Linked DNA regions of Homo sapiens: region 2 is linked to region 1. A link is an interaction called in ENCODE POLR2A ChIA-PET data of the cell type or tissue named here. Cell type or tissue: HCT116. All regions are shown on one strand. Each heading gives the region's core, and the rest is flanking DNA. Links, peaks and the distances in the headings are about the cores only.

What was found. Peaks named below come from ENCODE experiments on the same cell type or tissue, not always from the same donor. Only the 100,000 strongest peaks of a DNase experiment are listed, where the experiment ranks them.
Region 2: POLR2A ChIA-PET joins it to region 1 with 5 read pairs; 1 of 35 experiments calls an interaction of 5 or more read pairs at or near these places.

Annotation. Positions count from the first base shown.
Region 1 is chr6:158,211,051-158,216,434 of GRCh38, forward strand. No RefSeq gene overlaps it. Among named protein-coding and RNA genes, the nearest start is that of GTF2H5, 45 kb to the left of the region's middle. In HCT116, for the core only: a CTCF peak has its summit at 3,295 (motif pointing right); a DNase peak (open chromatin) is centred at 3,321.
Region 2 is chr6:158,903,096-158,908,479 of GRCh38, forward strand. The region is part of intron 2 of LINC02901 (long intergenic non-protein coding RNA 2901); the gene reads left to right. Among named protein-coding and RNA genes, the nearest start is that of LINC02901, 36 kb to the left of the region's middle. RefSeq lists a silencer at 808-1,008. In HCT116, for the core only: no CTCF peak of the experiment used is centred there; a DNase peak (open chromatin) is centred at 2,406.

The DNA.
Region 1 (5,384 bases), core at 292-5,291:
CAGAGTCTCGCTCTGTCACCCAGGCTGGGGTGCAGTGGCACAATCTCGGCTCACTGCAAAATCCGCCTCCCGGGTTCAAGCAGTGTGCCTCAGCCTCCCCGGTAGCTGGGATTACAGGCGCCTGCTAACACATCCCGCTAATTTTTGTATTTTTAGTAGAGACAGGGTTTCATCATGTTGGCCAGGCTGTTCACAAACTCCTGACCTCAGGTGATCCACCCACCTTGGCCTCTGGAAGTGTTGGGATTACAGGCATGAGCCACCATGCCCGACCCTGGAAAATAAAGTTTTAACAATATAATTTCCATAGCATTAAAAATATCACATACCTAGGAAATAGACCCACACATATCTGTTCAGTTGAGTTTTGACAAAAGAGCCAGGCCAAGACCATATGGAAAGGAAAATCTTAAACAGATGTTTGCCTCTCTTTATATATTAAGTTGTGATGGACCCGTGACTTAATGGAAGAGAATATTGTAGAATATCTTTACAGCATTGAGATAGGCATAACTATAAAATTAAAAATTAATAAACTGAATGTAAAGGCTAACATTTCTTCTAATCAGTAGATACCATTTTAAAAAACTGAAGCCACAGATTAGGAAAAATATTTTCAATATGTATATCTGATAAATGACTCATATTCAGAGTATGAAGTACTCCATGAATCAGCAAAAAGTCAATTCAAATTCTAAAATGAGCAAAAACCAAAACAAAAATTATAAAATGACCAACAGACTTCATCATTTAACAAGATTTAACAACATTCAACAAAAGAAAATATTCACATGGCCAAACAGTATGTAAAATGTTGCTCAACATCATTAGAGAAATCCAAGTTAAAATCACAATGCAATTCCATTTTACACTGGCTGGAATGGCTGAAAGCAAAAAGACTGACAGTACCCAGTGTTGAGGAGGATGTGGCGCAGCTGGGACTCACACATTGCTGGTTGTGTGAAGTGGTGCATCCACTTTGGAGAGCTATTTGACTGTTCTTTTTTTTTTTTTTTTTTTTTTTTGAGACGGAGTCTAGCTCTGTTGCTTAGGCTGGAGTGCAGTGGTGCGATCTCAGCTCACTGCAACCTTCACCTCCTGGGTTCAAGCGATTCTCCTGCCTCAGCCTCCCGCATAGCTGGGATTACAGGCGCCTGCCACCACGCCTAGCTAATTTTTGTATTTTTAGTAGAGACGGAGTTTCCCTGTGTTGGCCAGGCTGGTCTCGAACTCCTGACCTCATAATCCACCCGCCTCTGCCTCCCAAAGTGCTGGGATTACAAGCGTGAGCCTCTGCACCTGGCCTGACAGTTTTTATAAAGTTAAATGATCATCTATTCCATGGCCCAACAATTCCTCTCCTAGGTATCACCTCAGGAGAAATGAAAACACATGTTGGCTGGGCATGGTGGCTCACACCTGTAACCCTAGCACTTTGGGAGGCCGAGGTGGGTGGATCCCTTGAGCTCAGGAGTTCAAGACCAGCCTGGGCAAAATGGTAAGACCCTGTCTACAAAAAAAAAAAAAAAAATTAGCTGGGTATGTTGGTGTGCACCTATAATCCCAGCTACTTGTGGGGCTGAGACGGGAGGATTGCTTGAGCCCGGGAGGCTGAGGCTGCAGTGAGCTGAGACCATGCTACTGTACCCCAGTTTTTGCAACAGAGACCCTGTCTCAAAAAAAAAAAAATTAAAAATTAAAAAGTCTACAAAGAACCTGTACAATAAAGTTCATGGCAGCATTATTCATAATAGCGAAAAACTAGCAGCATCTTAAACATCCATCGGCTGGGCGCAGTGGCTCACACCTGCAATCCCAGCACTTTGGGAGGCCAAGGCAGGTGGATCACCTGATGTCAGGAGTTCGAGACCACGTGGTGGCGGGCACCTGTAGTCCCAGCTACTCAGGAGGCTGAGACAGGAGAATTGCTTGTACCCGTGAGGTGGAGGTTGCAGCGAGCTGAAATTGCGCCACTGCACTCCAGCCTGGGCGACAGAGTGAGTCTCCATCTCAAGAAAAAAAAAAAAAGTCCATCAACAGAGGAATTGCAGAAGCAAATATGCAAATTGCAGAAGCAAATTCAATAAGTTGAATTAACACATGGATGCATATCAAAAACATTATAGTGAGGCCAGGCACAGTGGCTCACGCCTGTAATCCCAGCACTTTAGGAGGCCGAGGTGGGCAGATCACGAGGTCAAGAAATCGAGACCATCCTAGCTAACATGGTGAAACCTTGTCTCTACTAAAAATACAAAAAATTAGCCGGGCGGTGGCGGGCGCCTGTAGTCCCAGCTACTCGGGAGGCTGAGGCAGGAGAATGGTGTGAACCCGGGAGGTGGAGCTTGCAGTGAGCCGAGATTGCACCACTGCACTCCAGCCTGGGCGACAGAGCAAGACTCTGCCTCAAAAAAAAAAAAAAAAATTATAGTGAGAAAGCAAAGCCAGATACAAAAGAATACATATTGTATAATTCATATGAAGTCGAGAAACAGACAAGAATAATTTATGGTGATGGAAATTAGAACTGTAGTGTTCAGAGGTGGGGGTGCAGGGAGAGGGGTGAGGTTTGATTGTAATAGAGCAACTTCCAAAATTGGTGGAAATAAACTATTTCTTATTGTGGGTGGTGTTTGCACACATGGATACATTTGTGAAACTCATTCAACTAAACACTTAAGTTTTGTTCATTTTATTATATGTTAATTATATCTCAATAACAACAACAAAAGCTACTTTAAAAGATCATCTTGACATCGTTGACTCTTAACACTTCAGAATGTGTTCAATACATATGGTGACATTTTTTGGTTACTCCAAGTTGTGACAGCATAACCTGTGATTAGGAGCACTGGAGTCTGGAGTCAGACTGCCTTGGCTCAAATTCTGAGTCTGTCATTTACCAGCTGTGTGACATTGGGCAAGTTTTTAAAATACTTCGTTTCTGTATCTCACTTTCTCACCTGTGAAACGAAGATTAGCAGTACCTCCTTTACATGGTTGTTGTAAGGATCAAGTGAATAGTTATATTTAAACACTTAGAATAGTACTAGGCAGGTCATAAGCCCTATGTAAATGTTAAGCCAAATCTCAATGTACAGATCAATTATAAGGTAAATGGAAGAGGTGATAAGCATTTTTTAAAAATCAGCAGTTAATGTGAAATCTTTTCCCTGCCACAAAGAAGGAATTTGTGGTGTAGTGAGTCTGCAACACTGTGTTACATGTATTAAAATTTTGAATCGTGATGCAGTCTGATATGACATGGTACTGAATGCGTTATTCCAGTAGGAGGAGCTCTCAGCAAGAGTTTAAAAGCACAGACACAGAGCCCAGCCCGCCTGCAGTCTCAGCTACTTGGGCGGCTAGAGTGGGAGGATAGCTTCAGCCCAGCAGTTCAAGGCTGTAGGGCACAATGAATAGCCACTGCTCCAGCCTGGGCAACATAGTGAGACTCTGTCTCAAAAAAACAAAACAAAACAAAACAAAACAAAACAAAAACATCGATAAGGTCCCTGGGGGAGCCAGACCTTCCATGTCTCTAGAATTTGTCCTTACTTAGCTCTCTGTGTCATGGTAGGGCAATAAGGAAATAAAATGCTGCTACAAACTATCTATCTATCTATCTATCTATCTATCTATCTATCTATCTATCTATCATCTATCTATCTATCTATCTTTTTCCCTTAGAAGCAGTACATTGGAATAAATGAATTTGTTTCAGATTTCAGACTTAATTTCCACTAGAGAAATAATGCATTCATGTTGTATTGGTAAAAAAAAAAAAAAAAGTATAAATTGCTGGGCCGGGCGTGGTGGCTCATGCCTCTAATCCCAGCACTTCGGGAGGCCGAGGAGGGCAGATCACCTGAAGTCAAGAGTTCGAGACCAGCCTGACCCACATGGAGAAACCCTGTCTCTAACTAAAAATACAAAATAAGCCGGGTGTGGTGGCGCATGCCTGTAATCCCAGTTACTTGGGAGGCTGAGGCAGGAAAATCGCTTGAACCGGGAGGTGGAGGTTGAACCCGGGAGCCAAGATCACGCCATTGCACTCCAGCCTGGGCAACAAGAGTGAAACTCCATCTCAAAAAAAAAAAAAAAAAGTATGAATTCCTAACTTATAAACTTCTATATTTGGAGGTTACAGTCTCTTTATATGTTTCTCTTCTATTTATTTTTATTTTTATTTTTATTTTTTTTTAGATGGAGTCTCAATCTGTCACCCAGGCTGGAGTCTCACTCTGTCACCCAGGCTGGAGTGCAGTGGCGCCATCTCGGCTCACTGCAACCTCCACCTCCCGGGTTCAAGTGATTCTCCTGCCTCAGCCTCCTGAGTAGCTGGGACTACAGGTGTGCACCACCACGCCCAGCTAATTTTTGTATTTTTAGTAGAGACAGGGTTTCAGCATGTTGGCCAGGATGGTCTCAATCTCTTGACCTCGTGATCTGCCCACCTTGGCCTCCCAAAGTGCTGAAATTACAGGCTTGAGCCACTGCACCCAGCCTCTCTTCTTTTTATGCCACCCATGTAAAAAAGTTTACGAGGCTTTCTTGGCCTCAGACTTCAAATTTACCCTTATGTTTCCATATAAAAAAGTCTATAAAGAACCTGTACAACTATATATATAGCTATAGTGTATATATATATGGTTATATAGAGTTTGTAGCAGCATTTTATTACATGGTATATATAAAAAGCTACACAGACACTCTGGAGATCCCCATTAGCAAAAATAATTTTAAATAATTTTAATCATTACAGGAAAAAGAGGATTCTGGACTAAAATTATTTTCCAAATAAACCACAATATCCTAACATGTGGACCACATATGTAGCTTGTTCCTGAATCTCATTGTACCATGCTGGCATCCCGAGCTTTTACATGTTTGTCATTTATTTCATAGTCGCCCTTGAAAAGCATGATTTAGGCCAGGCGCTGTGGCTCCCGCCTGTAATCCCAGCACTTTGGGAGGCTGAGGCGGACAGATCATGAGGTCAGGAGATTGAGACTATCCTGACTAACACGGTGAAACCCCATCTCTACTAAAAATACAAAAAATTAGCCGGGCGTGGTGGCGGGCGCCTGTAGTCCCAGCTACTCAGGAGGCTGAGGCAGGAGAATGGCGTGAACCCGGGAGGCGGAGCTTGCAGTGAGCCGAGATCGCGCCACTGCACTCCAGCCTGGGCAACAGAGCGAGACTCTGTCTCAAAAAAAAAAAAAGAAAGAAAGAAAAGCATGATTTAAAATCAAATCAATGAAAGGGGAGATGTCTCACTAATTTCAGGTTGCTAGGCAACTAGTCGATTCCACTACATCTCTTCTATTGCTCTGGAGATACAGAAAGGTTGGGAGAAAGTATGTACTATTTAGGTTAAATAT
Region 2 (5,384 bases), core at 221-5,220, 690 kb after region 1:
CATCACTGGTTATTTTATGTGTGTGTGTGTGTGTGTGTGTGTGTGTGTGTATACATATATATATATATATTTTTTTGAGATGGATTTTCGCTCCTGTTGCCCAGGCTGGAGTGCGATGCCATGATCTTGGCTCACTGAAACCTCCGCCTCCGGGGTTCAAGCAATTCTCCTGCCTCAGCTTCCCAAGTAGCTAGGATTACAGGCACCCACCACCACCCCTGGCTAATTTTTGTATTTTTAGTAGCGATGAGGTTTCACCATGTTGGTCAGGCTGGTCTCGAACTCCTGACCTCAGGTGATCCGTCCACCTAGGCCTCCCAAAGTGCTGGGATTACAGGTGTGAACCAGTGCTCCCGGCCTGGTTATTATATTTTGAATTTTGCAAATGTTATAAGTGGAAATATCTCTTCTAAAAATAACAGATGGAAAAACTTTAAAAAAATCTTGTTGTAATTTGTATTTATTCCATGACAAATTTGGTTAAAACCTGTCATATTTATTAATCATTTCTTTTGTCTTTAGACTTTTGATGTCTGTGTAAGGCAGGGTTTAGTTGGAGGTAACAGAAACCACTCTTCTTATTTTAAGGAGAAGGAGCTTTGTCAAAGGAAATTAGCTTTTTACAAAATCACTGAAAGGGCCGGAGGAACAGGATCTATGCTGGGCTTCCAAGAATGACTCTGAGAACAACACCCTAGAACTAGTGGCTCAGGAAAGCTGCTACTTCTGCTCCAGGCAGCTTCATTCTAGATATTAGACTGTTCCTTGCTAGGTCTGCTAGAGCTTCACAGCAAAAACCAGTGCTCTGTGCCTGCTCCCAAGACACACTAAGCTACTAACTGTTATGGAATCTCTGCTACCATCACAACAGACAAACAACAACAAAAGTGAAAATAAACCAAATGTAAAATACCTCAAAATCCTAGCTTAAATGTAACAAATACGTTTTTACATACTTAAAGCAGATCAGAAGAATACCAAGGAAATTCCCAGTGGTCACAATGGAACGAAACTGGAGTTGTAAACTAATACTGAAGCCACTGCTGTGCCTAGGATATTTGTCAGTCTTGATGACCTGGATGCTTAACTGGCCATCTGTGCCTGGTAGATAATGCCTTGGCGGCAGTGAAGGGGTTGCAAATTAGGGATTTGAAACTGAGAACTCCACATAGTACCAAGACACTCAAAAAGCTACATCCTCAGGAAAAGAATGGATTGAATAAAAGAAACAAAATCTGACTTTTAGCAAAGAGAAATAACAAAAAAACTTATCTTTGCCTGTGCCCTGGGTGGAGAAAAAAAGCAGCTTCCATGGATGTGTAACTCCACATCTTTACTCTTAGGGGTTTTGGATCTGGGATTTGAGTCTACACCAAGTGGTTTTAGAAGTTAATTCTATGATCCCGAGTTGGTTGCAATTCTGGACGTCTGACAGAAGCAATGCAGATCCTTCCTGGAGGGACATAGTCTCAACCTAGGCCTTATAGAATTCCCACAGATAAGCCCTAGCTGAACATAAACTTTCACTCCAAATTAAAAAAGAATACATGAAGAAACAAGCTACCATAAGAGTCAGCAAGAACTCCTAAGAACTTAAGATAATGGATTTATCAAATGTGTTATATAAAACAAATATACCTAAAATGTTTGATTACATTTAAAAATACAAGAAAAGAGCAAGAGATATTATATAATGTAATCATATACATGCAAAAAATATACAAATTATAAGCATATAGCTTGATGGATTTTCACAATTGGAACACATCTAACTAGCACCCATAAAAAAACCCAAAACATTACTAGCATCCCCAAGTCCCCTGCCCCCATGTTTCCTTCCAGTCATGACCCATACCCTTCACAAGAGTAAGTACTATCCTAACCTCTAATAATAGCACAGACCAGTTTTAGGCAGATTTTAAAAAGCACTAAATAGAACTTCTACGAAAAAAAAAATTTTAAAACCCCAACAAACCAATGAATGAATAGTAGATTTGACATAGCTAAAGAAAGAATTGATATGGAATTAACTGGATTAAAGCTGAAAAAATTTTCTAGAACACAGCATGGAGAGACAAAATGATGGGAAAATAGCAGGAGTTAAGAGACATGGAAGATAGAATGAGGGAATCTAACCTGCTTCTAATAAAAATTTCATAAGGAGAGAACAGAAAGAACAGGTAAAAGGTGATTTTCAGCAAGATAATGTCAGAGAGTTTTTCAGAATTGCTGAAAGTTACATATCCTTAGATTCAGAAGTAATAGCGAATCCCAAGCTGAATAAGTAAAACAAATGAACACCTTAACACATTATAGGGATACCGAGGTCACTGAAGTAAAAGAGAACTATGGGCAATCACAAGGAAGAGACAAATGACTTATGAAGGCACAACAGTAAGATTAACAGCAGATTTCTCAACATTAACAATGGAAGCAAGAAGTCAGTGGAAGAGTAACATCTGCAAAATGCTGAGATGAAGAGATTTTCAGGTTGATTTTTGACAAGTCTACCTGTATGCTATTTATAAGAGATAACAAAATGATGAAAGAGGATGAAAAAATATATACCAGGCAAGTAGATAGGAAGACACAATTTCATAAAGATATCAGTTCTCTAAATCAATCTGAATTCAATTGCAATTGAATTGCAATTCTAATTAAAATTCAAACAGGATTTTTCTTGGACCTTGACAAGCTGGTTTTACATTTCAGTAGAAAAACATAGGCAAGAATACCTAGTTTCGAAGAAGCACAACGTTTGGGTTTACTCTACCAGGTGTAACTACTTATTATAAAGGTCTAATAATTCAGAGTGGTACTGATGAAGGCACAGAAAAATAGATAAAAGGTTTAGAGCAGAAAGCACAGAAAAGTGCCCATGCCTGTATAGAAATTGACAAACATCAGAGGGTCATGGAAGATCAGTGGGGAAAGAATGGTGTCCAGATTATTGGTTTTTCATCTGGGAAAAAAAATAAGGCTGAATGTTCACATTATAAACAAAAATCAATTCCAGGGTCGGCTGAAGATCTAAACAGGAAAGAGAAAAGTTTCCAACTTTTAGAAGAAAATGCTTATGACCTTAGGTTAGGGAAAGATTTCTTATAAGTCACAAAAAGTATAAATAACAATTAGATTGATAACCTCACTGATATTAAATTTTAAAACTGTGCTCAAAAGACACAAAGAGTAAAAAAATAAGCTATCGACTCCGAGAAGGTATCATATAGTTTGAATGTCTTTTTCCCACCAAATCTCAGGTTGAAATGCGATTCCTATGTTGGAGGTGGGGCCTGGTGGGAGGTGACTGGATCATGGGGGCGGTTCTCTCGTGAATGGTTTAGCATCATCCTCTTGGTGATAAGTGAGTTCTCACTCTGAGTTCATGTGAGATCTGGTTGTTTAAGAGTGTTGAACCCACCCCCACCATTTTTCTTGCTCCTGCTCTTGCCATGTGATATTGCCTGCTCCTCCTTCACCTTCCGCCATGACTGTAAGCTTCCTGAGGCCTCACCAGAAGCTGAGCAGATGTTGGTGCCATGCATGTATAGCCTGCAAAACCATTGGCCCAGACACACTTCTTTTCTTTATAAATCACCCAGTCTCAGGTGTTCTTAAAAGAACAAATGGACTAACACAAGATATATGCAACATATTTTGCCCATTAAATATTAGTAGTAGATTTTATAAAGTATCCAAAATATATGGAGACCTACTATTAAAAAGACAAACAACCCGATAGGAAAGACAGGCAATTCGCTAAAGGAAAAACCAAAATAGTAAATCAACATAGAAAAAGTTACTAGTAATCAGGAAAATGGACATTAAAACCATAGTGAAATACCGTTTCACACCCTTCAGCTTGGCTAAAATTTTAAATCTGATGATAATAAATATAATTTACAAGCTGTTGGAATCCCAGAACACTTTAAGCATTGAGAGAGATGTGACTGTGATCTGAGTCATATATGATTACAACGTCTGTTTCTCAGATTATAGATTAACTTACTTTCTTATTTTTCTTGTTCTGTACAATAACTAGAGAGAATTAAATAACACCAGGGACAACAACCTCCTGTCTTCCTAATTAATGGCCTTTGTTATTGATTAACATCCCCTTTGTTGTCCTGCCTTGCTGATCGCAGATGACAAAACCCATCGCTATTATACCCTTTATTTTAAAAAATGCTAAATGTAGCCTTCCCACAAACACTGCCTATCATCAGTCAAATTGCTATAACTATGTACCAACCTTGTATGAAAAATGTTCTAATCTTGCTAAAAGCTACCCTGTCTCTCCCTGTATAAATGAAACCTTAACTTCCCTACTTTGAACTGCCAACTCCATTCCTTGGAGTTGGTTTCCTGGTGGACTATTCTCAAACTTTGCATTTGAATACACTCCTTTAAAATTAGATTCTGACCCTTTTGATTATTTCAGGTTGACAGTACCAACAATTGATGTGGCTATGAAGCAATTTACAGTAATGATAATATAAATTGGTAATCACTTGGTAGAATAAGTTGAAAATATCTAATAAAGTTGACAATACACATACGATAAGATGCAGTAATTCCCTTTTAGGTACGCACTGCAGACAAGCCCTTGCACATGGCAGGAGATATGTCAAAGAATATTTAATGTATCATTCTGATACAGGAGCTAAAAAGAAATTATTTAGGCAGATAGTGAGGCTAAAGGAGTCCTTGGCAAGGCTGCCTTTTAAACAAAAAGCAGCCCCCAAATCATTTCTTTTCTAACAAAGAGCAGCCTATAAAATCAAGCTGCAAACATAGATAAGCAAGCTGGAAGCTTGCATGGGTGAATGCTGGCAGCTGTGCCAACAGGAAAAGGCTACCTGGGGACCAGGTATATTCAATATGGAGACTCCATCTTCCCTTTTCTTTGTCACCACGTGTGCAGTAAAGAAGCAGGCAACATGGCACCGGCCAGGTGGAGACCCCACCTGCATAGTAAAAGATTAGGGTGGGGCGGCCAGCTTCTTTGCACGCTATGCAAATGGCACACCCAGTCCTAACCAGTTCTTCGTGCTGTATGCAAATGGCACAACTGGTTTGACCAATCTTTCGTGCCCTAGCTAAATCAGACACTGCCTCCTCAAGCTTATCTATAAAACCTCCTGCGCTTCACTGTGGACCTGAAGACCCGCTCAGGACCCCCTCTATCTGCCCGAGAGAGCATTTCTCTTTCTTTCGCCTATTAAACCACCACTGTTAACTTCACTCCTTGTGTGTCTGCATCCTTGATTTCCTTGGCGTGGGACAACGAAGCCTCGGGTATTACCCCAGATGAATGACACCACGTGAATTCTTTTATAGTAGGAAATTGGAAACAAAATGTCCATTATCAGGAGAATGAATAA